2 separate regions of the Homo sapiens genome follow, and region 1 is linked to region 2. Evidence: read pairs that join two places in POLR2A ChIA-PET (ENCODE). Cell type or tissue: A673. All regions are shown on one strand. Links, peaks and the distances in the headings refer to the core of each region. The heading gives the core; the rest is flanking DNA. Region 1 overlaps SLC22A10 (solute carrier family 22 member 10 (gene/pseudogene)). Region 2 overlaps TTC9C (tetratricopeptide repeat domain 9C).

Region 1 (17,616 bases), core at 8,612-11,111, 570 kb before region 2:
TTGCAGTGGTTGGTATCGGTTGTTCCTTTCCATGTTTAGTGCTTCCTTCAGGAGCTCTTTTAGGGCAGGCCTGGTGGTGACAAAATCTCTCAGCATTTGCTTGTCTGTAAAGTATTTTATTTCTCCTTCACTTATGAAGCTTAGTTTGGCTGGATATGAAATACTGGGTTGAAAATTCTTGAAGAATGTTGAATATTGGCCCCCACTCTCTTCTGGCTTGTAGTGTTTTTGGCGACAGATCCACTGTTAGTCTGATGGGCTTCCCTTTGTGGGTAACCCGACCTTTCTCTCTGGCTGCCCTTAACATTTTTTCCTTCATTTCAACTTTGGTGAATCTGACAATTATGTGTCTTGGAGTTGCTGTTCTCGAGGGGTATCTTTGTGGCATTCTCTGTATTTCCTGAATCTGAATGTTGGCCTGCCTTGCTAGATTGGGGAAGTTCTCCTGGATAATATCCTGCAGAGTGTTTTCCAACTTGGTTCCATTCTCCCCGTCACTTTCAGGCACACCAATCAGACGTAGATTTGGTCTTTTCACATAGTCCCATGTTTCTTGGAGGCTTTGTTCATTTCTTTTTATTCTTTTTTCTCTAAACTTCCCTTCTCACTTCATTTCATTCATTTCATCTTCCATCACTGATACCCTTTCTTCCAGTTGATTGCATCAGCTTCTGAGGCTTCTGCATTCTTCACATAGTTCTTGAGCCTTGGCTTTCAGCTCCATCAGCTCCTTTAAGCACTTCTCTGTATTGGTTATTCTAGTTATACATTCATCTAAATTTTTTTCAAAGTTTTTAACTTCTTTGTCTTTGGTTTGAATTTCCTCCTGTAGCTCAGAGTAGTTTGTTCATCTGAAGCCACCTTCTCTGAACTCATCAAAGTCATACTCCATCCAGCTTTGTTCCGTTGCTGGTGAGGAACTGCGTTCCTTTGGAGGAGGAGAGGTGCTCTGCTTTCTAGAGTTTCCAGTTTTTCTGCTCTGTTTTTTCCCCATCTTTTTGGTCTTATCTACTTCTGGTCTTTGATGATGGTGATGTACAGATGGGTTTTTGGTGTGGATGTCCTTTCTGTTTGTTAATTTTCCTTCTAACAGACAGGACCCTCAGCTGCAGGTCTGTTGGAGTTTGCTAGAGGTCCACTCCAGATGCTGTTTGCCTGGGTATCAGCAGCGGTGGCTGCAGAACAGTGGATTTTCATCAACTGTGAATGCTGCTGTCTGATCGTTACTCTGGAAGTTTTGTCTCAGAGGAGTACCCAGCCATGTGAGGTGTCAGTCTGCCCCTACTGGGGGGTGCCTCCCAGTTAGGCTGCTCGGGGGTCAGGGTTCAGGGACCCACTTGAGGAGGCAGTCTGCCGGTTCTCAGATCTCCAGCTGCGTGCTGGGAGAACCACTGCTCTCTTCAAAACTGTCAGACAGGGACATTTCAGTCTGCAGAGGTTATTGCTGTCTTTTTGTTTGTCTGTGCCCTGTCCCCAGAGGTGGAGCCTACAAAGGCAGGCAGGCCTCCTTGAGCCGTGGTGGGCTCCACCCAGTTCGAGCTTCCTGTCTGCTTTGTTTACCTAAGCAAGCCTGGGCAATGGTGGGCACCCCATCCCCAGCCTCGCTGCTGCCTTGCAGTTTGATCTCAGACTGCTGTGCTAGCAATCAGTGAGATTCCGTGGGCGTGGGACCCTCTGAGCCATGTGCGGGATATAATCTCCTGGTGAGCTGTTTTTTAAGCCCATCGGAAAAGCGCAGTATTAGGGTGGGAGTGACCCAATTTTCCAGGCGCTGTCTGTCACCCATTTCTTTGACTAGGAAAGGGAACTCCCTGACCCCTTGTGCTTCCCAAGTGAGGCAGTGCCTCGCCCTGCTTCGGCTCACTCATGGTTTGCTGCACCCACTGTCCTGCGCCCACTGTCTGGCACTCCCTAGTGAGATGAACCCGGGACCTCAGATGGAAATGCAGAAATCACCCATCATCTGCGTCGCTCACGCTGGGAGCTGTAGACCGGAGCTGTTCGTATTCGGCCATCTTGGCGCTCTCTCTTTAATCTCTTAATCCTGTGATCACGTAAGCTGAGGAGGATGTATGTTGCCTCAGGACCCTGTGATGGTTGCATTAACTGCACAAGTTGTAGAGTACGTGTGTTTGAACTATATGAAATCTGGGCACCTTGAAAAAAGAACAGGATAACAGCAATGTTCAGGGAACAAGAGAGATAACCTTAAATTTTGACTGCTGTTGAGCCAGGCAGAACAGAGCCATATTTCTCTTCTTTTGAAAGCAAATGGGAGAAATATCGCTGAATTCTTTTTCTCAGCAAGGAACATCCCTGAGAAAGAGAACGCGCACCTGAGGGTGGGCCTCTAAAATGGCCCCCTTGGGTGTGACCATCTTCTATGGTTGAGACTGTAGGGATGAAATAAGCCCCAGTCTTCCATAGCGCTCCCAGGCTTATTAGGATAATGAAATTCCCGCCTAGTAAATTTTGGTCAGATCAGTTGCTCTCAAACCCTGTCTCCTGAGAAGATATTATCAATGACAATGGTGCCTGAAACTTCATTAGCAATTTTAATTTCACCCGTCTTGTGGTCCTGTGATCTCGCCCTGCCTCCATTTGCCTTGTGATATTCTATTACCTTGTGAAGTACATGATCTCTGTGACCCACACCCTATTCGAACACTCCCTCCTGTTTTGAAAATCCCTAATAAAACCTTGCTGGTTTTATGGCTCAGGGGACATCATGGAACCTACCGACATGTGACGTCTCCCCCAGATGCCCAGCTTTGAAATTTCTCTCTTTTGTACTCCGTCCCTTTATTTCTCAAACTGGTCGATGCTTTGGGAAAGTAGAAAAGAACCTATGTGAAATATCGGGGGTGAATTTTGCCCGACATCTGGCTGAATTTCCCCCGACACCTCACCACCAGTTGTTTGTTTGTTTGAGCACCAATAAATAGCATGGGCTCCCAGAGCTTGGGGCCTTCGCAGCCTCCACACTTGTGATGGCCCCCGGTCCCACTTTCTCTCTCAAATTGTCTTTTTCTCATTCCTTTGACTCCGCCAGACTTCATCGCCCCGACGACCTGGCGTTGGGTCTGATCACCCCAACATTCAGTGTATCTTCACCCACTCTGAGAATCATTAGCACTTAAAATCTTTGCTGTTTAAAATGAAAGTTTATATTTTGGTTATATAGGTTTGCCTGAAATTACTTTACTACTATATGTACTTTCATTTATTAGTCACATCATTTGAAATATAATTTTTTAATTTATAGTTATTTTATTAAATGTACATACAGTTTGAAAATTGCTGAACCTGGCCTTTGCCCTTCAATTTGAACAATATCTTTATAATATTGTAAACTATACCAGCTATTTGTTTAAAATATACAGAGAGAAAAATTACAAAGAAAAAGTAATTAAAATTCCACCATGGAAAAGTAACTAACATCATTTAGTGACTGTATTTACAAAGAGATAGTCAATGTTATTTAGTATCTAATCTTTCCGTTTTCCAATGGCTTATTATGTCAAAAGTATCATGTATTAAATGCATTTATATAGGTCTCTATTTCTGGATTTATTTTGATTTCTGGTTGCATGTACAGTATTGTTTTGACTTTTGCAACTTTATGAATTCATCACATGGTGCTTCATACACCAGCCAGCCACATCCTAATTCTGTGATTTTCTTTTGTTTCTGAATCATCTTATCTACTAGTAATTTATTGATAAATTTGTAACTTTTTAAAGGACTTCCCAAAAATATCAGATTGCTCAAGAGATTACATGTCCCCACAAGTTAATTTTGAAATAAAATGCAAATTAATGCCATAATTATAATTGAGATTCATGTATCTAATATATGTTCTTGCTGGTTGTAGGGAAAAAAACCCTTCTGGTGTGTTCTTTTCCTGTATTTTTTTTTCTGAATTTCCCCACCAATCAGCTCATGAAGGCTTCTTAAAATTTGGTCACTTTTGTGTAGCAATCATTTTTATGCCTTTTCCTTGAGATTTTTTTTTCTGGAAAAACAAAACAAAACAGAAACAATAAATTGAAAAAGAACAAACAAAAACAAACGTTCAGAAAAAATCAAAATTACTTTGTATGTCCTCTATGCACCATTGCAAGCTGAACCTCTGACCATCAGCATTTATTTATTTATTTTTTAACTTTATTTTAGGTTTAGGGGTATATGTGCAGGATTGTTATATAGCAAACAGTGTGTCACAGGGGTTTTGTGTACATATTATTTAGTTACCCAGGTAATAAGCATAGTACTCCATAGGTTTTTTTTAATCCTTTCCCTCCTCCCAATCACCACCCTCAAGTAGGCCCCAGCATCTGTAGTTCTTTGTGTCCATGTGTTTTTGTAGTTTAGCTCCCACTTATAAGTGAGAACATATGGTATTTGGTTTTCTGTTCCTGCATTAGTTTGCCTAGAATAATGTTTTCCAGCTCCACCCATGTTGCTGCAAAGGACATGTTTTTTTTTATGGCTGCATGGTATTCCATGGTATATATGTACCACATTTTCTTTATCCAGTCTACTGTTGACGGACACTTAGGTTTGTTCCATGTCTTTGCTATTGTGAATAGTGCTGCAATAGACAAACATGTGCATGTGTCTTTATAGTAGAATGAATTATATTCCTTTGAGTATATACCCAAAAATGGGATTACACCATCAGCTATTTATAAGTCAGTATTTCTAGCGAATCACACTCACTCTGTAAAAGGTCCTGCTGCCTGTGCAGATCCAAAGGGAGTTTTGAAAATTGCTACTCTCACTTGGTCTTTTTAGACCTGTGGTAAATGGCATCTTTGAAAGTTAAGGGGTGAATTAAAAAATTTAAGAAATCTCACCATTAATTATGGGTTACATTGTGTCCCCCCACCAAAGAAAATTTATATGTTGAAGTCTTAACTCTAAATACCTCAGAATGTGACATTATTCAGAAACAGTGTTGTTGCACATGTTACTAGTTAAGGCAAGGTCATATTGGAGTAGAGTGGGACCCCTCACTCAATATGACTGGTGCCCTTATAAAAAAGGAGGAATTTGAGGCCAGACGTGGTGGCTCATGCCTATCATCCCAGCACTTTGGGAGGCCAAGACAGGTGGATCACCTGAGGTCAGGAGTTCAAGACCAGGCTGATTAACATGATGAAACCCTGTCTATACAAAAATACAAAAACTAGCCTGACATGATGGTGGGTGCCTGTAATCCCAGCTACTTGGGAGGCTGAGATGGGAGAATAGTTTGAATCCAGGAGGCAGAGGTTGCACTCCAGCCTGGGTGACAGAGCGAGACTCTATCTAAAAAAAAAAAAATAGTTGGGGGAAATTTGAATGTAGAGACACACACGTGGGGAAAAATGCCATGTGAAGATTACAGTTGGGAAACTATACCCAAGGATCTACCAGAAGTGAGAAGAGGTGTCTGGAATAGATTCTTCCCTACAGACTTCAGTGAGGTCAAGTCCTTTTCAATAAATTGATCTCAGACTTCTAGCTTCCAGAACTGTGAGACAATAAATTTCTTTTCTTAAGTGCCTAAGTTTGTGATATCTTGTTATGAAAGACATAAGAAGTGAATATGCTATTTTTATTATTTTAACATTATTTCTTGTCACCAATCAAATTAAACCCAAACAAGAATATCCCAAGAAAAATTATAATAAACTCTCAAAGAGCAGACAAATAGAGCGTCCTGAAAGCACCAAGAAAAAAAGAAGCAAATAATATATAAGGGAGATCCAATATGCCTGGAAGCAGACTTGTAGCTGAAAATGTGCAGGCCAGAAAGGATTGAGATGATATATGCAGAATGCTGAAGGAAAAAAAAAAAGACTGCTGTCCAAGAATACTCTACCCAGAAAAGCTATATTTCAGAAATGAGTTGAGATAAAAAGACTTTCCCAGGCAAAAAAAAAAAATGCTGAGGGAATTCATCACTATCTCCTACAAGAAATGCTAAATGGAGTTTTTTGAACTTAAAGAAAAGGGCATTAATGTGATTGTTACTCTAGTACTGTAATTGTGGCATGTAAACCACTTACTTATATCTTTAGTATGAAAACTAAAAAAAACCTATCAAAAATAATAACTACAATAATTTGTTAAGAGGTGGGCAAAATAAAAGTGTAAATCATGACAAAAATCAAAACGTGGAAGGAGAGTTGAATTGTACCAGATTATTCTGTTTCTTCTCTTTTCTTTGTGATCAGTGTCAAGTTGCTATCATTTAAAATAACTTGTTATAATTATATAATTTTGTATAAGCCTTGTGGTAACTGCAAAGCAAAAACCTATAATAGATATGCTAAAATTAAAACACAAAGAATCAAAATATACTACTAGAGAAAACCACAAATAAAAACTGTAAAAGTGAAAGCAGGGGAAAAAAATGTACAAAACAAGTAGAAAATCGGTAACAAAATGGCAGTGTTAAGCCCTTACCTATTAATAATTACCTTGAATGTAAATGGACTAAATTCTGCAATTAAAGACGTAGAATGATTGAATGGATTTTTTTTAACTTAATTATATGCTGCCTATAAGAGACTCATTTCAACTATAAGGACACACGTAGACTTGAATTGAACAAAAGGAAAAAGTATTTCATGCAAATGAAAACTAAAAAAGACTAGGAGTAGCTATGCTTATATCAGATAAAATAAACATTATGGTCTTGTTTCTTTTTGCAGTTTTTTTTTTTTTTTGCCAGAAACTGCAAAAAGAGATAAGACCATATATAATACTTAAGGGGTCAATACAGCAATAGGATAAAACAATTATAAATATATATGCCCCAACATCAGAGCACCTAAATATATGGAGCAAATATTAATAGACCTAAATGGAGTGATAGTCTGCATAAAATAATAATAGGAGACTTTCAGCAATGGACAGATCATCCAGATAGAAAATCAACAAAGAAATATTAAAATTAAATCACATCCTAGATCCAACATTTACAGAACATTTCATCCAACAGCTACACAAGACAAATTCTTCTCAGAAGCACACAGAACATTTTTCAGGTTAAATCCTATGTTAGGCCACAAAACAAAACTCAACAATTTTTTTTAAAATCAAAATAATTTCAAATATCTTTTCTGATCACAATGCAATAGAACTAGAAATTAGTAACAGAAAGAAAGAACTTTGGAAAACTTACAAATACATGGAAATTAAACAACATGCTCCTAAACAGTCATTGGGTGAATGAAGAAATAAAAACAAAATTTAAAAATTTCCTGAGACAAAAGAAAATGGAAACACAACATACCAAAACCTATGGGATACAGCAAAAGCCATTCTAAGAGGGAAGTTTATAGCATTAAATATCTACATCAAAAAAATTTAAAGATCTCAAATAAACAACCTGATATTAAACCTAAAGGAACTAGAAAAACAAAAACAAACTAAAACCAAAATTAGTAGAAGGAAATAATAAATATCAGAGCAAAAATAAATAAAAAAGACAAAAATACAAAAGATTAGGAAAATTTGTTTGTTTTTTGAAAAGACAAACAACATCAACAAGCCTTAGCCAGACTAAGAAAAAAGAGAGATGACTCAAATAAAATTAGAGATGGCAGAGGAGACATCACCACTGATATCACAAAAAGGATCCTTAGAGACTGTTATGAACAAATACAAACCAAAAAATTAAAAAACAGAAAAAAAAAACAAACAGAAAAATCCCTAGACACATACAAACCTACTAAGACTGAATCATGGAGAAGTAGAAAACCTCAACAGGCCAATAAAAAGATAAGGAAATTGAATCAATAATAAAAAGTCTCCCATTAAAGAAAAGCCCAGGACTTGATGCCTTCACAGGTGAATTCTACTAAACATTTAAAGAAGGAATTCTAAAATAGCAAAAATATACAAATGGAATTATATCAAACTAAAGAGGCTTTATGCCGCAAAGAAAACAATCAATGAAGTGAAGAGACAGCCTGCAGAGTGAAATAAAATATTCACAAACTACGCGTCTAACAAGGGACTAATAACTAAAACACAAGAGGAGCTCAAGAGTAAAAAACAAAGTGTGATTTGAAAATGGGCAAAAGATCTGAATAGACATTTCATAAAAGAAGACACATGAATGCCCAATAGTTATATGAAAAAATACTCAACATCACCAATCATTGATAAAAAACAAATTAAAGCCACAATGAGATGTCATCTCATTCCAATTAGAATGGCTATTACCAAAAAGTCATAAAATAGCAAATGATAGTAAAGATGTAGAGAAAGAGGAATTTATACATGATTGGTAGAAATGCAAATTAGTACAGCCATTATGGAAAACAGTATGAAGGTTCCTCAACAAATGAAAAGTTAACCACCATAATATCCAGCAATCCCACTATTGAGTATATATCCAAAGGAAATGAAATTGGTATGTCAAAGAAATATTTGCATTCCCATGTTTTACAGCACTATTCACCATAGGCAAGATATGGAATTAACCTAAGTGTCCATCAACAGATAAAGTAGATTTTGAAGAGAGAGAGATATATATATACTCAGTGGAATATACTTAATGGAATACAATTTGGCCATAAAAAAGAATGAAATCCTGTCCACTTAACATGGATTATGATGTGTTAATGACAACATGGATTAACCATGTTAAGTGAAATAAGAGAAGCACATGACAAATGCTGCATGATCTCACTCATATGTAGAATCTTTCAAAAGTTGATTTCATAGAAGTTGATAGTAGAATAGTGGTTGTCAGAGGCTAGGGAAGGAAGAAGGTAGGGGGAGATAGGAACAGGTTCATCAACAGGTACAAAGCTACAGTTTGTTAGGAGAAAGAAATTATAGGCTAGGCACGGTACTCACACCTGTAATCCCAGCACTTTGGGAGGCTGAGGCAGGTGGATCACGAGGTCAGGAGATCGAGATCATCCTGGCTAACAGGGCAAAACCCTGTCTCTACTAAAAATACAAAAAATTAGCTGGGCGTGGTGGCGGGCTACTCAGGAGGCTAAGGCAGGAGAATCACTATAATCCGGGAGGCAGAGGTTGCAGTGAGCTGAGATTGTGCCAGTGCACTCCATCCTGGGCAACAGAGTGAGACTCTGTCTAAAAAAAAAAAAATTCTAGTGTTCTATGGCACAGTACGGTGACCATAATTAGCAATAATGTATTATATATTTCAAAAGAGCTATAAGAAAGGATTTGAATGTCCTCACCCCAAAAAATGATGTGTTTAAGATTATAGATATGCTAATTACCATGATTTCTATGTATCAAAACGTCACACTGTTCCCCATAAATATGTGCAATTATTTTGAGTCAATTAAAAACAAAATAAAAGGCCAAGGCAGGGGGATTGCTTGAACACAGGAGTTCAAGACCAGCCTGGGCAACATGGTGAAACCCAATCTCTACTAAAAATACAAAAATTTAGCCATGTGTAGAGGCGTGTGCCAGCTACTCAAGAGGCAGAGGTGGGAGAATCACCTGAGCCCAGGAACTCGAGGCTTCAGTAAGCTGTGATTGCACCACCGCACTTCAGACTGGATGACAGAGGAGACCCCATCTTTAAATATACAAATAAAATGAAACTTTAAAATTAAAAAATAAAAATACTTTTTCCTAGTTTCTTATTTTCTCTATCCTCAAACCTTCTATTACTCATGGCAGCAAGGTTGACTGAATTTCACAGGCAACTAAACAAGAGTTATCTCCTTTACTATCTTTTCAAGGAGGATCTTTAACTCTTTGTGATATTTCTGAACATTCTTCCTTCACTATTTTGTTTCCTTCCCCACCATATCCCAAGCTCTATGAATCCAAGAATCATTAAATACCATCATGAGCGTGTGTCTTTCATGAGGAAAGGTAGTATGTGCCATCACAACATAGCTCATTTTTATCTCTTTATCACTAAAACTACCAATGAGGGTGTCTCTGTACTCTAGAGTTGGAACTCAGAATGGATAGAGCTGGCCCTGCTGCTAATGAAAGGCAATGGCCCAAGTGGAAGTAGCTCAGGAAAGGCTAAGCTTTCACAATAATCTCAAGGATCCACATGGAGTTTTTCATTTCTTATCACGGATATAGAGTACACTGCTTCTCTCAGGACATGGCTAAAAGATTCACTCACTGATTTTCCACATCCTTGATGGTGTCAGGCAAAGGCAGATTCTTGGTTTCTGGTAGGAGGAAGACAATAAGGCCACCAATGATGGGGAAGATTCCATAAATGATCCATGGCAAAGTGGTAAAAAATACCGTTAAGGTCATCAAGAGGGGAGCCAGTGCTGCTCCAATCCTACTAGCCGTTAAATCTATTCCTGAAGCTCTTGCCCTACAGATAAATAACAATACATGATAATCAGAAAAAAAATCTACACATGTAATTTGTGACATATTATTTTGACTTGACTGCAGAAGACAATAAAACACAATCATTAGGTACATGGGCAAACAGCTGCTTTTGAGATTTTCTCTATGATTTTCTAGCTGTTTTTAATCAGGTTCAGTGTGAGTTAAGACTCCTTTTCATCATTTTAAACAGACAGTTACACATGACACCTACGCTGATGAGTGGTCCGAAAGATTAGTGAGATGATACATTAAAATACTGTCTAGCACAGTAGATAGTGCAAAGTCAGCTTGCAATAATCATTGGCCATAATTTTTGTTAGTGTATTATTAGTATTATAAATGATTGCTTTTAAAATAATAAACAGGTCTCAGCTTTATTCCCTCAGTAAGTATTGTTTAGTGGGAAATTCTTATTTTGGGCTCAGGTGGAGCATCTGTATCTCTTATACCTGAGAACAGTGGGGATGAGTTCAATGAAGTGAACAGCAACACTGGAAAAAGTAGCAGCAGAACAGCCGATTCCCAGACATGCCAAAGCCACACGCAGGGTCTGCATTTCTGGCAAAAGGAAGAGACCAGTGAGACTCTGATATCTGGGCCGAAGGAAGCAACATCCACCAAACTTAATTTAAAAACAATCTATCGAGTATTTGCATGTTTGAAAAATACTGTAGAAAACTGAATAGTGCCAGAGAACATCCAGAGGTTGATAAGCTGAGAAATTATCAGCTTAGAATTATCAACATAGGTGGCAAAAAGTGCATAATATTATCTGCATTAATGCAGGAAATCTCTCTGTATATCTAAGATTTTTCAGAGAGGGAGGAGAAACGGTGACTCTAGCAGAAATTTTTTCTTACTTATTCTGTCCAGTATTCGCTATGCCCATTCTATAGAAGGTAGAACCAGCATGTGGACAATTACTGAGGAGTCTGAGACTCAGCACTGTACTTGAGAACTTTACAATTAAAGTGCAGAATTTAAAGGGACCAGCCATCCTAGATTTCCCAGGGATGAAGGGGTTTTAGTGAAGTTAAATTTTTATTGATAAAACCAAGAAAGTCCCAGGTAAATCTGGGTAACTCAGTCAATCTAGTACAGACACAGTATTGTCACGAGTTGGAATTGTACAAGAGACTAATGAAAAAACTCCTTTGTAAGTGGGCAGAGTAGAGAGGCTAGATCCAGAATAATAGGCATAAGGAACCAAGCAATGGAACTTCTGCTTGGGGAAAAATAAATTCAGAATTTGGAAACCATTAAAAGGAAGTTTCAGAGAATGTTTTCTGCCTAATATAGAAAGAAAGAGAATTATAGATTTATAAGATTAGAAAGTGCTCGATGTAAGTCAGGAGATATACATTATTGATAATATTCAGGAAGAGGAATCAAGTTCCCCAATCTATTATGCGGTAAAATACATTCTTGTATTGGGAAGCAGGGAAGGCATAGTGCCTACTAAGGTTCCCCTAATCATTACATACAATCATCATATTAACTTATAAAATAGTCTAACAGGGAGTGAAATAGGCTTTTAATCTGCCTAGTTTATTGTCCCTATCATATATTCTTTCTCTGCTTGTAAACAAAGGATTTCTACTTCGTTAAAGTCAAAAAGGTTTCCCCTAATCAAGGGCTGCATTCATGGTGACTTAACATCACGTCCAAGTGTGGCTACACGGATAGCAGTGAGTAGACTGGTCACTGAAGACATAGTAATGAGGAAGAACCTAGACAGAGCCCACACAAAGGAAGCAATCATATCGTGTCCTCAAATGGGATATAATCGCAAGGCCTAGACATGCCATGCTTGTTATCAAAAGTGTGATTAACCAAAGGGCAAGTGATCAATTGATCTCCTAGAGAAACCGTCAGGAATGAATGTCACCACTATCCAGCTGCTTCCAGAGTTGATGAAGATAAATACACATCTGAGCTGCCCCTGGCTCTTTTCTCAATTATTAGCCAAATTCGTTTTACACGCTCATATTGCTTTGAGGGAATATGTAGCCTTTAAATGGCACTCCTCTTTATTCCTGGTTTTAGGCAAGTGTGACCAATACAATTCCTGAAGAACAAAGAGAAGACATTTTCTTTCCCCCAAAGTCCAGTCTTCTCTCACCTTTGGGCACAAACGTGTTGGCCAAAATGGAAAGGCCCACCAGGAACATGAACAATATCTGGCTTATTCGACGGCCCATATGATTTAGTGTCAAAAGAGCAAGACATCGAACTATGAGAGCGACAGCTCCATAAAGTACCTGCAACAGGAAAATGTTGCTCCCCACATGCTGAAGATTGACCATGGTACCATAAAAAGGTATTGTGTTTGCAAATCTGTGGTGAACAAAATAGAAGAGACACATGTCATAAGGTTTAGAGCCTATGTCCCGCAGTTGATTATCATATTGGCCCAGGCAGTTATTGGTCAGTGTTAAGGAATAAAGGCTCGGTAAAATTTGTAGAGTTCTTTGTTTTAAAGATGGTGATCTTAGAGCTATCATGAATAATTGCATGACATTACATAAGAACAGGACTCCTGTCAGTCATTCTTTTGTCCAAGTTCCCAAGCAGATAGTTGATAATGACAGGGAAACTTAACCTGAATCAGTCATCAAACTCAATGGTATATAAGCATTGAACACAGAAGAATTAAAGCTTGAAAATTAGGGAAATAATTCATTTTCTGAGAGCTGTCAGTATGCTGTAAGTGCTCTCTCTCTTCTCCCCAGTGCTACTACAGTGAAGAACTTTCCCTTTGCTAGAGAGTAAGGCTCCAAAAAGACTACGTGCCTGGCAGCACTGTCTGGGAGCACAGTGTTCTGGTGCCTGACACAATTCCAAGACATTTAAGGTGAGAAACAGTGGCTATCTCCTGAGGGGTCAGAGCAGAGACAGAGAATGTGATGAGTGAATAAGCACACTGTATGGACACAGAGGCAGGGATACATGTGTTTCTCTCATAGACCATCTGTGTGGGCTCTTTCCAAGTAAGAGCTGACCAGGAGCCATTTTAAGTAAAAAAATGACCATTCAACCACTCCACGTCTTTAATTGCAGAATTTAATCCATTAACACTTAAGGTAATTATTGATAGGTAAGGGTTTAACACTGCCATTTTGTTACTTGTTTTCTACTTCTTTTGTAGATTTTTTTTCCCCTTTGTTTCACTTTGACAGTTTTTATTTGTGGTTTTCTCTAGTAGTATCTTTTGGTTCTTTGTGTTTTAATTTTAGCATATCAATTATAGGTTTTTGCTTTGCAGTTACCACAAGGCTTGTAAAAAATGTTATATAGTTATAACAAGTTATTTTAAATGATAACACGTTGACACTGATCGCAAAGAAAAGAGAAGAAACAAACAAACAAAAAAATCTGGTACAATTCAATGCAGAGGATGCCTGAGGAGGATGTTTCTCACTAAAGAGGTTCATATCTCATTCCCCAGAGCTAAGAAAAAGTGTCAGAATCCAGGCAAACAAACCTACACCAACTTCACCATAGGAAATAAAATCAGAGGTTCCTACCGAGGATCTTCAATATACCCAGAAAGCATCTACAGAGAACTAGTCCACATTAATGATCTACCACACCCAGAAAGAGCTAGCTTTAGACATTATGGCAGAAGAAACTACCATAGATCATAGCAATTCCAAGCAAGTAAGTCCTTTTCTGACCACTATCTCTACTTTTTTGACCCACTCTGACTGTCTAGGATTCAGAAGCCAGAGTCTGTAATGTAGTGGATAGGGGAAAAGTGATAAAGCACAATGCAATTAAATGAAGTAGCCACCTATAGGATATGCCTAGGAAGAGGTAAACTGTATAATTTAATAGTACTGTCTTCAGCTTGGAAGTGGACATACGCTCTCCTGTAACACTTTTTATAAGTTTTCAAAAATTTAGAATTATATTTAAAATTTTTCCTACTGACACTACCAAAGTAAGTACTTACATGTCCCCAAGAGACAATGTACAAGCTTGCCTACAGAAGCCCTTCTGCGAACACCCGAAATTGGAAATATGTAAAAGTCCACCAACAAAGAAGTAGGTAAAGAAATTGTTCTGTATTCATCTATTGGAATACTGAAACACTGGGAAGGAGAACAACCTACTATTACAAGCAACAGCACTGATAAATCTTGAAGGAATAAAGTTGAGGAAAAGGAGCCTGTGACAAACGGAGCCATGTTATCTTTTACATTTTGTGAAGGTCAAAATCAGGCAATAATCCTTCATGGTGATGGAGGCCAGAACTGTTCTTAAGTTATTTTTGGCAGGGGCAGTTTTTATTGCTGTAGATGATGCACAAGGAGGCCTTCCAAGGTTTTTCTACATCTTGATCTGGGTGTTGATTACATTTTCTTTTTTCTTTCTTTTTTTTTTTTTTCTTTTGAGACAGAGTCTTACTCTTTCACCCAGGCTGGAGTACAGTGGCACAATCTTGGCTCACTGCAACCTTCACCTCCCGGGTTCAAGCAATTCTTATGCCTCAACCTCCTAAGTAGCTGAGACTACAGCTTTGCACCACCACTCCTGGCTAATTTTTGTATTTTTAGTAGAGACGGGGTTTCACCATGTTGGCCAGGCTGGTCTCGAACTCCTGACCTCAGGTGATCCACCTGCCTTAGCCTCCTAAAGTGTTGGGATTACAGGCATGAGCCATCACGCCTGACTTGATTACACTTTTTATGTATAAAAATATTCATGGAGTTGTATACATTCATAATCTGTGCACATTACTAAGATTTGTTTCAAGTAGAATTGAAAAAAATAAAGAAAATTAAACAACACAATTTACCTCAGTATCAATCACCAATGATGAGACTGGTAGGATGATGTGAGTCTACATAACCCTCTGCCTCTCTTCAAATGTAGCAGTTACCTGTGTATTTTCTTCATCTTTTATCTACAAATCAGTCCTAAACACACACACACACACACACACACACACACTACTGTTGCAACCTTTGAAATAAGAAAGTGATTCATGTCACCAAACTTTTAATGCTCCTCATATACTATACGAAGCCTACCTCAAAAATACCAGGATACAGATCCTTTTACGCATACTGGGGTTGCGGAACAAGTCACACACAGTAGTTTTGGTCTGTGCTGCATCCAGCTCCTCCTGCATGGTGGATCTTACAACCTTCAATAATAAACATTTATCATTTATCAACATCATCCCAGGCATTGTTGTGAGAACTGGCACTTAGTAGGACAAGAGAAATATGTTCCCTTTCTCTCGAGTGTGATATATGATATGCAATTACAGAAGTGAAAGCGGTGTGAAGAAAAATGAAGGAGAACATTAAAGGAGCCTCCAGGAAATTATGCAGCAATAAAGACATTTGAAAATAAGGCCCCAAAGGGTTATAGTGTATCCACAAGGATGCATAGGTTGTAGATTCAGATCAGGAAGTGAACTAAAGAAAGAGATAGTTACATAATTCCCAAAGCTTCTTTTATATGAGATGGCCTTGAAAAAATAAGAACCGAGCTTGTGTTCTCAGCTAGCTGCCCTTCTTAGAAGCAGTTAGTCTGTCTCAATAAGGAGAAGGCAGATGTCAGCGTATGTCTTCCCTTCAACCCAGTAACCACCTTCCCTTTCCTACTCACCTCTATGTTCAGGGTTTCTTCAGCATTCTTTATTCCATTTGTGCGTGCAACTTTTCTAAGTGCCTTTAAGCCCTCATCTAGTTTATTGGTGATTATCAACCACCGAGCAGATTCCACCAGCCACCTGATACAAGAAAAATACACAAGTGCAGTCATCTCTGTCTTTCTTATTAGTCATATGATTATTGGCTATGGATGCCTTTTGTCTTCCATTTATTATCCACCACTTAGTTGTATTGAAAACACAAAGTCCTATTTTATTATACAAATACTAGGAAAATATGACCATGATCCTGCAATACACCTTCAAGGTTTAGCAACAGACTTTGGAGACAAATCACTTCTTTGTTTGATCACAGGAAAATTTTCAAAGAAGTCTGTGAAGCTTAAGCTTTAGGGTCCCTACATGCGTAAGTTCTTTCCAAAGTTTGGCGTGAGTTCTAGCAAATTTATGTTCATGATATGTATTGTTTAAGAAAAATAAGTCTTCAACTTATGTAAGGTTAAAGCTGCTCAAAGGTTGGAAGTACTTCTGCCACTACCAGCTATGCTGGTAACTTACTATGCAAGTGAGTCACTCATTTACATCTACTTCAGTTTCCTCATCAATAAAACAAAAACAGCAGTGCCATATTCCTTACTGGGTTGTTATGAAGATGAAATAAGATAATGGAAGAGTCTGACATGGATTATACTCTACTGTCTATCGGAATTCATCTCACTGTGTGAAATATATAGTAATATCTCAATATTCCAGTAATTTCTAACTGAATCTGATGCTTCCATAGATTGGTTTCAAATGTAGAGATGAAATTAGCCACAAATAAATGTTTGTTAAAATTATCTAATGGAGGAGGAAGTGCTGAACACATGCTATAAATCACTCAGTCTGCCCAACTTTTAGTACTGGTGAAATGGTCCTGCACTATTGTCAAAGAGTTATATGAATACACTTGTGGTTTCTTCCAATTTCACCTATAAAAGTGAAAAACATTACACATATCACCATAACTTGATTTATTTCAAGGCAAAAATGAATCAAAGATATTCTTTTTGAAACATCTGAATCTATATGTTTAGTAAAAAAAAGATGGAATCATTCTATGTCTACAATAAAAGTTTTTCCAATTTTATGTCAGAACTCCCAGGCAGAAGAGCCATTGCTATTTACCATTTTTTCTCAAGCTGCACAGAGTGAATAAATGAGAACATGGGTCTAGGTCCAGAAGTGGCAATAAGAAAATCAATATGTTCTTATTCAATATTCATTTTCATCCCAGGACCCCATAAGGCAAAGTGAGAGAGAAAGCTCCTACCTTGAAAGAAGAAAGAAGACAAAGAAAGGTACAGACGCCACCACGTGCAGGGTTTGCCAGTCTCGGAAGACATAAGCCAAGCCTCCCAGGATTATCTGTCCAATACTAAGGGCACCAGATGACAATATTACTACCAGGGCTTTAGAGTTGGGCCTTATCCACTCAGTAACTGAAAGAAAACCCATATAGCATTTAAGGTCAAATAGAGATGAAATTTCAAGGTCAAATTAAAGGGTCATAAAATAGAGAAGATCACAATTATTGACTTACTGGGCAAAGAATTATTTGATATAATGATCATGGAAGAAAAACCTGCCAAGAA
Region 2 (8,967 bases), core at 3,507-6,006:
ACTGCTATACATTTGGTGACTCTGCTACTAGTATCCAGTGGCTATTGTAAGCCAGAATGCAAAAGGGAGACAATTTTCAGTGCTCAACCAACCAACACAGGAATGAGTCTCTCATCTGCTTCACAATATCCTTTTTGCCTTGGAAACAAAGTAAGTCCCAAATTCTCTCTCAGCAGGACTGCCCTTTTTCTAGGTCATACCTGGGGTTAGCTGAGCTAAAGGATAAAAATGATAGCTAAACCAAAGGCCAGACCCCATTTGGAGAACTGGCAGAATGAAAATTATCAAGTGTATTTGTTGGCATTCACACATCCTATTCCAATCACTGTTTTTTTGTTTTGTTTTGTTTTGTTTTTGAGATGGAGTCTCCCTCTGTCTCCCAGGCTGGAGTGCAGTGGCGCGATCTTGGCTCACTGCAAGCTCTGCCTCTCGGGTTCACACTATTCTCCTGCCTCAGCCTCCCGAGTAGCTGGGATTACAGGCGCCCGCCACCACGCCCGGCTAATTTCTTGTATTTTTACTAGAAACGGGGTTTAATCATGTTAGCCAGGATGGTCTCGAACTCCTGGCCTCACATGATCCGCCCACCTTGGCCTCCCAAAGTGCTGGGATTACAGGCATAAGCCACCATGCCCAGCCTCCAATCACTCTTAAAGACCAGGAACAGAACTTGAAAAACGACACTCGCTTTTTTTTTTTTTGGGATGGAGTCTGGCTCTGTCGCCCAGGCTAGAGTGCGACACAATCTCAGCTCACCGAAACCTCTGCCTCCTGGGTTCAAGCGATTCTCCCTGCATCAGCCTCCTAAGTAGCTGGGATTACAGGGGCCTGCCATCACGCCCAGCTTTTTTTTTTTTTTCCGAGACGGAGCCGCCCTCTGTCCCCTAGGCTGGAATGCACCGGCAGGATCTCAGCTCACTGCAAGCTCCGCCTCCCAAGTTCATGCCATTCTCCTACCTCAGCCTCCTGAGTACCTGGGACTACAGGCCCTCACCACCACGTCCGGCTAATTTTTTGTATTTTTAATAGAGACGGAGTTTCCCCATGTTAGCCAGGATGGTCTCGATCTCCTGACCTCGTAATCCGCCCACCTCGGCCTCCCAAAGTGCTGGGATTACAGGTGTGAGCCACTGCGCCCGGCCACACCCGGCTGATTTTTGTATTTTTATTTTTTTTAGTAGAGATGGGTTCCGCCATGTTGGCCAGGCTGGTCTTGAAATCCTGACCTCAGGTGATCTGCCCGCCTTGGCCTCCCAAAGTGCTGGGATTACAAGTGTAAGCCACCGTACCCAGCCCCAAAAAACAACACTGTTTTTTTTTTTTTTTTTTTTTTTTGAGACAGAATCTCGTTCTTGTTGCCCAGGATCTCGGCTCACCGCAACCTCCGCCTCCTGGGTTCAAGCAATTCTCCTGCCTCAGCCTCCCGAGTAGCTGGGTTTACAGGCATGCGCCACCATGCCTGGCTAATTTTGTATTTTTAGTAGAGATGGGGTTTCTCCATGTTGGTCAGGCTGGTCTCAAACTCCTGACCTCAGGTGATCCACCCACTTTGGTCTCCCAAAGTGCTGAGATAACAGATGTGAGCCACCCCACCTGGCCTGCCTATTTTATATATATATTCATGTATATGTATAAATATATACACTGTATATTTATAAATAAAAGCACGTTGATATACATATATTTATATATTAGAATAGGCATACATACATATATGAAACAGACATACCAACATATATATTGTGTATGTCTGATTAAGCATCAACCCCCTACACATGAAACTAATAATACTGCTTTTCTGTGGAGACAAGAACACAAGAGTGGAAAAAGGTCTGTTCATCGTATACTTTTTCAGTTCGAATTCTCAACCATGTGAATGTATTACTTATTGAAAATAATACATTGGCAAAGTAAAATAAAACCCCCTTTCCACAGATCCACCCCAGCAAGACAATTTTGTCTTTACCATTTCAAAGCCCTTCTTGCTTACCTTTAGGCTGCCTATTCACGGCAGCCAGGAGGTAGTGGCGGGCCTGGTCATAGTCCTGCAGATGGAAAAAGGCCACTCCGGCCCGATACAAGGCCTTGGCATTATCAGGCTGTCGTTCCAGGACTTTCTGACTATATTCTCTCACTCGTTCGTAGTTCACGGGCTCCATCTGAAGGAGACAAGCTAATGGGCCAAATGAAAAGAGAGAAGAGGTAGGAGGGGCTCGTTACACCAGGTTCCACTGGCCAGCTCAAGACAGTACTGAACAGGGTGGTAACAACATTCAGTCAACAAATGCTAAAGTGTCTCCCATATGCCAGACACTCTTCTACACACTGGGGATGCAGCAGTGAATAAAAGCTTCACATATCGGCCAGGTGCAGTGGCTCATGCCTGTAATCCCAGCACTTTGGGAGGCCGAGACGGGTGGATCACCTGAGGTCGGGAGTTCGAGATCAGCCTGACAACATGGAGAAACCCCGTCTCTACTGAAAATAAAAATTAGCCAGGTGTGGTGGCGCATGCCTGTAATCCCAGCTACTCGGGAGGGTGAGGCAAGAGAATCGCTTGGACCTGGGAGACGGAGGTTTCGGTGAGCCGAGATCGTGCCATTGCACTCTAGCCTGGGGAACAAGAGTGAAACTTTGTCTCAAAACAAAACAAAAAATTCATATATCTTGTAATCTACTTCAATATTTACTGATTTTCTGCTACATATTTAGTAGCCAGTTAGGCTTGGCTATAAAGCTGGTAAGAACATACTTTAAAATTTATTTAAAACTCGGCTGAGCATGGTGGCTCATGCTGTAATCCTAGCACTTTGGGAGGCTGAGGTAGGAGATTTGCTTGAGCCCAGGAGTTCAAGACCAGCCTGGGCAACATAGTGAGACCCTCCCCTGTCCCTTTTTTTTGGCAGAGTATTCACTGCAGTGTTATAAGAAGTGTATTCCGAATAACAAATGTATTCTTTTTTTATTATTTTTTTAAGACAGAGTCTCACTCATCAGCTAGGCTGGAGTGCAGTGGCATGATCTTGGCTCACTGCAACCTCCAGGTTCAACCAATTCTTCTGCCTCAGCCTCCCGAGTAGCTGGGATTACCCATGTCCAGCTAATTTTTGTGTTTTCAGTAGAGATGGGGTTTCACCATGTTGGCCAGGCTGTTCTCAAACTCCTGACCTCAAGTGATCTGTCCACCTTGGCCTCCCAAAGTACTGGGATTATAGGCATGAGCCACTATGCCCAGGTGAGACCCTATTTTTTTTTTTGAGATGGAGTCTCGCTCTGTCGCCCAGGCTGGAGTGCAATGGCGCGATCTCAGCTCACGGCAACCTCCGCCTCCTGGGTTCAAGTGATTCTCCTGCCTCAGCTTCCCGAGTAGCTGGGATTACAGGCACACATCACCATGCCCGGCTAATTTTTGTATTTTTGTAGAGATGGGTTTTCGCCATGTTGGCCAGGCTTGTCTTGAACTCCTGACCTCAGGTGATTCGCTGGCCTCAGCCTCCCAATGTACTGGGATTATAGACGTGAACCACCCTGCCCAGCCCCCTCATTATTATTATTATTTTTTGAGATGGAGGTCTCGCTCTGTCGTGCAGGCTGGAGTGCAGTAGCGTGATCTTGGCTCATCGCAACCTCTGCCTCCCAGGTTCAAGTGATTCTTCTGCCTCAGCCTCCTGAGTAACTGGGATTATAGGCGCTCACCACCATGCCTGGCTAATTTTTGTATTTTTAGTACAGACGGGGTTTCACCATGTTGGTCAAGCTGGTCTCGAACTCCTGACCTTGTGATCCACCTGCCTCTGCCTCCCAAAGTGCTGGGATTACAGGCGTGAGTCACTGTGCCCGGCCCCATTAATTTTTTATATAAAATTAGATATGCAGTGAGCCGAGATTGTACCACTGCACTCCAGCCTGGGTTATGGAGCAAGACTCCATCTTAAAAAAAAAAAATTAGATAAATTACAATTTTTTAAAAAACAAACTAACCTTCATTGTATCTCTTCTACCTGAGGCTCTATGTCCTGAATCCCCCATTTCACCACAGTTCTTGTACTGCAGCTTTGTTAATAATGGTTGCCATTAATTGTCAGGAAATGGCAAGCGCTGTGCTATGTGCTTGATATACACTGTCTTGTTTAATCTTCGCATCTACACTATTAAATAGGTGTTACTATCTTCATTTAGTGGATGAAGAAATCAAGACTCAGACAAATAACTTGTCTAAGATCTTACAGGTTCTAGGTGGAATATGAAATTTGAATGAAGTGTTGTCTAACTCCAAAATCATCATTCTCAGTAACAATACAGCATATAACTTCACTATTCTCTTGGATGACTTAATGGGACCTTGAAATACAAACCTGCAGAGGAGTCAATTCAGGCAATTCAGGTCAATGTTCTGCCTTTTTATGATTAAGAAGGGAAACACTCCCTATTTCACAACTGTGGGAATTAAACATAGTATTATTAAATCATGGTGCTGAGAAAGATCAAGAATCAGCAGTGATGAGCACATTAAAGGGCCTGTGCTGATGTCTGTATCCCTTCTACAACATCCCCACCAAGTGGTCAAAAAAAAAAAAAAAAAGTGGAGGAATACAGAAGAAACAAGTAAATGAATTTTTTGTTTGTTTGTTTTTAGACAGAGTCTCCCTCTGTTGCCCAGGCTGGAGTGCACTGGTACGATCTTGGCTGACTGCAACCTCCACATCCCAGGTTCAAGCGATTCTCTTGCCTCAGCTTCCCAAGTAGCTGGGACTACAGGCACCTGCCACCACACCCAGCTAATTTTTAAAATATTTTTAATAGAGATGGAGTTTCACCATATCAGCCAGGATGGTCTCCATCTCCTGACCTCGTGATCTGCCTGTCATGGGCTCCCAAAGGGCTGGGATTACAGGCGTGAGCCACCGCACCTGGCCCAAGTAAATTAATTTTTTTTTTTTTTGAGACGGAGTTTTGCTCTTGTTGCCCAGGCTGGAGTGTGCAATGGCGCGATCTTGGTTCACCACAACCTCCGCCTCCCAGGTTCAAGCAATTCTCCTGCCTCAGCCTCCCTAGTAGATGCGATTACAGGCATGCACCACCACGCCTGGCTAATTTTTTTGTATTTTTAGTGCAGATGGGTTTCTCCATGTTGGTCAGGCTGGTCTTGAACTCCTGACCTCAGGTGATCCGCCCACCTCGGCCTCCCAAAGTGCTGGGATTACAGACATGAGCCACCATGCCCGGCCCAAGTAAATTAATTTTTAAAAGTGCTTTAAGAGGCTGGACGCAGTGGCTCACGCCTGTAATGCCAGCACTTTGGGAGGCTGAGGCAGGCAGATCATGAGGTCAGGAGATCGAGACCATCCTGGCTAACACGGTAAAACCCCGTCTCTACTAAAAATACAAAAAATTAGCCAGGCGTGGTGGCGGGCGCCTGTAGTCCCAGCTACTCGGGAGACTGAGGCAGGGGAATGGTGTGAACCCAGGAGGCAGAGCTTGCAGTGAGCCAGAATTGCGCCACTGACGCCAGCCTGGGCGACAGAGTGAGACTTGGTCTCAAAAAAAAAAAAAAAAAAAAAAAAAGTGCTGACCAGGCGCGGTGGCTCACACCTGTAATCCCAGCACTTTGGGAGGCCAAGGCGGGAGGATCACTAGGTCAGGAGATGGAGACCATCCTGGCTAACAAGGTGAGACCCCGTCTCTACTAAAAATACAAAAAAAAAATTAGCTGGGCGTGGTGGTGGGCGCCTGTAGTCCCAGCTATTCGGGAGGTTGGGGCAGAACGGCATGAACCTGGGAGGCAGAGCTTGCGGTGAGATCACGCCACTGCACTCCAGCCTGGGCGACAGAGCAAGACTCTGTCTCAAAAAAAAAAAAAGTGCTTTAAGAAAAATAAAACTATGTCGGGACAGAGAATGAATGAAGTCAGAGTGCTGTTTGCTTCTGGAAGGCTTTTTGGTGGGAGGAATCGGGGGACAGAGTCTTACTTGCTCTGTCACCCAGGCTGGAGGGCAGTGGCCCAATCTTGGCTCACTGCAGCCCCGGCCTCCCATGCTCAAGACATTGGCCCACCTCAGTTTCCAGAATAGCTGGGACTACCGGCAAGCACAACCATGCCTGGCTAATTTTTGTATTTTTTGTAGAGACCGGGTTGCGCCACATTTCCCAGGCTGGTCTTGAACTCCTCGGCCTACCAAGGTGTTGGGATTACAGTTGTGAGCCACTGCACCAGCTACAGAAGGCTTCTCTAAGGAAGCAACTTTTGAGTCCAAATCTGGATAAGTGTCATTCAAGGGACAGGGCATTCTAGCTGGAAAGACAGCCTACAAAAGTGTGAAGGTGGAAATGTACTTTGGACATTAAGTGTATAAAAGGGCCAGTTTGGGAAGGGCATGGTGGCTCACACCCATAATCCCAGCACTTTGGGAGGCCGAGGTGGGTGGCTCACCTGAGGTCAGGAGCTCGAGACCAGCCTGGCCAACATGGCAAAACCCCGTCTCTACTAAAAATACCAAAATTAGCCAGGCATGGTGGCAGGTGCCTGTGATCCCAGCTACTTGGAAGGCTGAGGCAGGAGAATCGCTTGAACCTGGAAGGCAAAGGTTGCAGTGAGCTGAGATCACGCCACTGCACTCCAGCCTGAGCAACAGAGTGAGACACCGTCTCAAAAAAAAAAATAAATAAATAAAATAAAAAATAAGGCCAGGCGTGGTGGCTCAAGCCTGTAATCCCAGCACTTTGGGAGGCCGAGGTGGGCGGATCACCTGAGGCTGGGAGTTTGAGACCAGTCTGACCAACATGAAGAAATCCCATCTCTACTAAAAATACAAAATTAGCAGGGCATGGTGCCACATGCCTCTAATCCCAGCTACTTGGGAGGCTGAGGAAGGAGAATTGCTTGAACCCGGGAGGCGGAGGTTGCAGTGAGCCAAGATCGTGCCATTGCACTCCAGCCTGGGCAACAAGAGCAAAATTCAGTCTCAAAAAAAATAAAAGAGCTAGTTGGTGCTGGGGCCTCGAGGTGAGTTTGGATTTTCTTCTAAGTGTGATGAGATGCCAATGGGGTGTTTCAGGCAGTGACAGGATCTGATTTCCTTATCTGTAAAATGGTGATAATCCTTGCAGTTTTGTGAAGATGGCAGATATCTGTAAATGACTGCCCAACATGTTATAGGCACTCAATAAATAAAAATTACTGGGCCGGGTGCAGTGGCTCATGCCTGTAATCCCAGCACTTTGCGAGGCCGAGGCGGGCGAATCACCTGAGGTCAGGAATCCAGACTAGCCTGGCTAACATGGTGAAACCCCGTTTCTACTAAAAATACAAAAAATTAGCCAGGCGTGGTGGCACGCGCCTGTATCCCAGCTATTCCAGAGGCTCAGGCAGGAGAATCGCCTGAACCCGGGAGGAGGAGGTTGCAGTGAGCCGAGATCGTGCCATTGCACCCCAGCTTGGGCAACAAGAGCGAAGCTCTTCTCAAAAAAAGAAAAAGGAAAAGAAAAATGAGGAAAAGCTATACGACCCACTGAATATAAGGGATCTAAACTAGCAGCTAAAGAAATGAACGTGTTTCACAAATATTAAATGTCCCTTAAATAAACAATGGCCTGACCTTAAGTATAGTTTTTCCCTATAGCATGCAAAATTACCTAAAGCTATCAACAATACCCAGAAGGCTGTTAGAAATGCAAACTGGGGCTGGGTGCGGTGGCTCACGCATGTAATCCCAGCACCTTGGAAGGTAGAGGCGCGTGGATTACCTGAGGTCAGTAGTTCAAGACCAGCCTGACCAATATTATGAAACCCCGTCTCTACTAAAAATACAAAAATTAGCTGGGCATGGTGGCGCATGCCTGTAATCCCAGCTACTCAGGAAGCTGAGGCAGGAGAATCGCTTGAACTCGGGAGGCAGAGGTTGCGGTGAGCCGAAATCACGCCACTGCACTCCAACCTGGGCAACAAGAGCGAAACTCCGTCTCAAAAAAAAAAAAAAAAAAAAAAATTAGCTGGGCGTGGTGGCTGGCGGGCGCCTGTAATCCCGGCTACTGGGCAGGCTAAGACAGGAGAATTGCTTGAACCCGGGACGGGGAGGCTGCAGTGAGCCCAGACCGCGCCAGTGCACTCCAGCCTGGGAGACAGAGCGAGACTCCATCTCAAAAAAAAATAAAATAAAATAAAATAAAATAAAATAAAATAAAAAAATAAAGAAATGCAAACTGATAGGCCCCACGTCAGACCCATCCGAATCTCTGGGGATGGGGCCGAGGAGGTTGTGTTTTAACAGACTCTCCAGGTGAAGTCTGAGAAGCCCTGCTCTATGGCAACTTAATTACAGCCGCACAGATTGACAGGTTATTCCAATTCATGGCAGAATAAATGGATGACAGTAAAAAAAAAAAAAAGTCAGCGTTTTTTCCCCCAATGTTCACAGATGTTCATGTTCCTGTCTTAATGCTCTCTAGCCACCCTTTAGCCCCGTTCTTACCAGCTAGATTGTTATAGCAGTCTGTCTGGGTGGTATGCAATATGTTTTCTTGTTCAGGCGTGAGGGCCGGGCCCTGAGGTCCGAGATTAGGTAACGGAGAGGGCAGACTCGGATCCAGACCCCGCAGCTGAAGCAGAGCTCGATGGTACCTACTCACAGCATCTCGGTACTTCCCTTCCCGGTAGCGCTGGTTCCCTTCCTCCTTGTACAGCTGAGCCTCCTGCAGACGCTTCTCCATAACTGTCGCCCACGGTTCTTGCGGAACTGGGAAGTGAAGGAGCAAGTGAAGCTCTGGGGTTGGGAGCAAAATAACTGACAGTAGCAGCCAATTTAAGGAGGCAGGAAATTACCCTTCTTCCTGGAGAGTCCCCCCACAGGGACCTGCGGTTTGCTTGTTTCTACTGAAAGCCCCACCTCTCCTTTCTGCAGTCTTTTTCTCAAGAAGTGCAGGCAAGTAGTAAGGAAAGGGATGTGGGAATAATGAAGCCCAACATTAAGT

The links. ChIA-PET counts read pairs that join two places held together with the same protein. Peaks named below come from ENCODE experiments on the same cell type or tissue, not always from the same donor. Only the 100,000 strongest peaks of a DNase experiment are listed, where the experiment ranks them.
Region 1: POLR2A ChIA-PET joins it to region 2 with 22 read pairs; 2 of 35 experiments call an interaction of 5 or more read pairs at or near these places.

Annotation. Positions count from the first base shown.
Region 1 is chr11:63,297,406-63,315,021 of GRCh38, reverse strand. It overlaps SLC22A10 (solute carrier family 22 member 10 (gene/pseudogene)), which reads right to left. Exons shown (of 10, transcript NM_001039752.4): 3 at 17,565-17,616; 4 at 17,295-17,463; 5 at 15,979-16,102; 6 at 15,393-15,508; 7 at 12,479-12,693; 8 at 10,806-10,914; 9 at 10,133-10,336; 10 at 3,239-4,015. The coding sequence ends at 3,988. Among named protein-coding and RNA genes, the nearest start is that of SLC22A10, 16 kb to the right of the region's middle. In A673, for the core only: no CTCF peak of the experiment used is centred there; no DNase peak of the experiment used is centred there; H3K27me3 peaks cover 825 bases.
Region 2 is chr11:62,728,588-62,737,554 of GRCh38, reverse strand. It overlaps TTC9C (tetratricopeptide repeat domain 9C), which reads right to left. Exons shown (of 3, transcript NM_173810.4): 1 at 8,469-8,967; 2 at 1,991-2,173. The coding sequence starts at 8,706. Among named protein-coding and RNA genes, the nearest start is that of TTC9C, 4.6 kb to the right of the region's middle. RefSeq lists an enhancer at 8,688-8,797. In A673, for the core only: a CTCF peak has its summit at 4,561; a DNase peak (open chromatin) is centred at 4,534.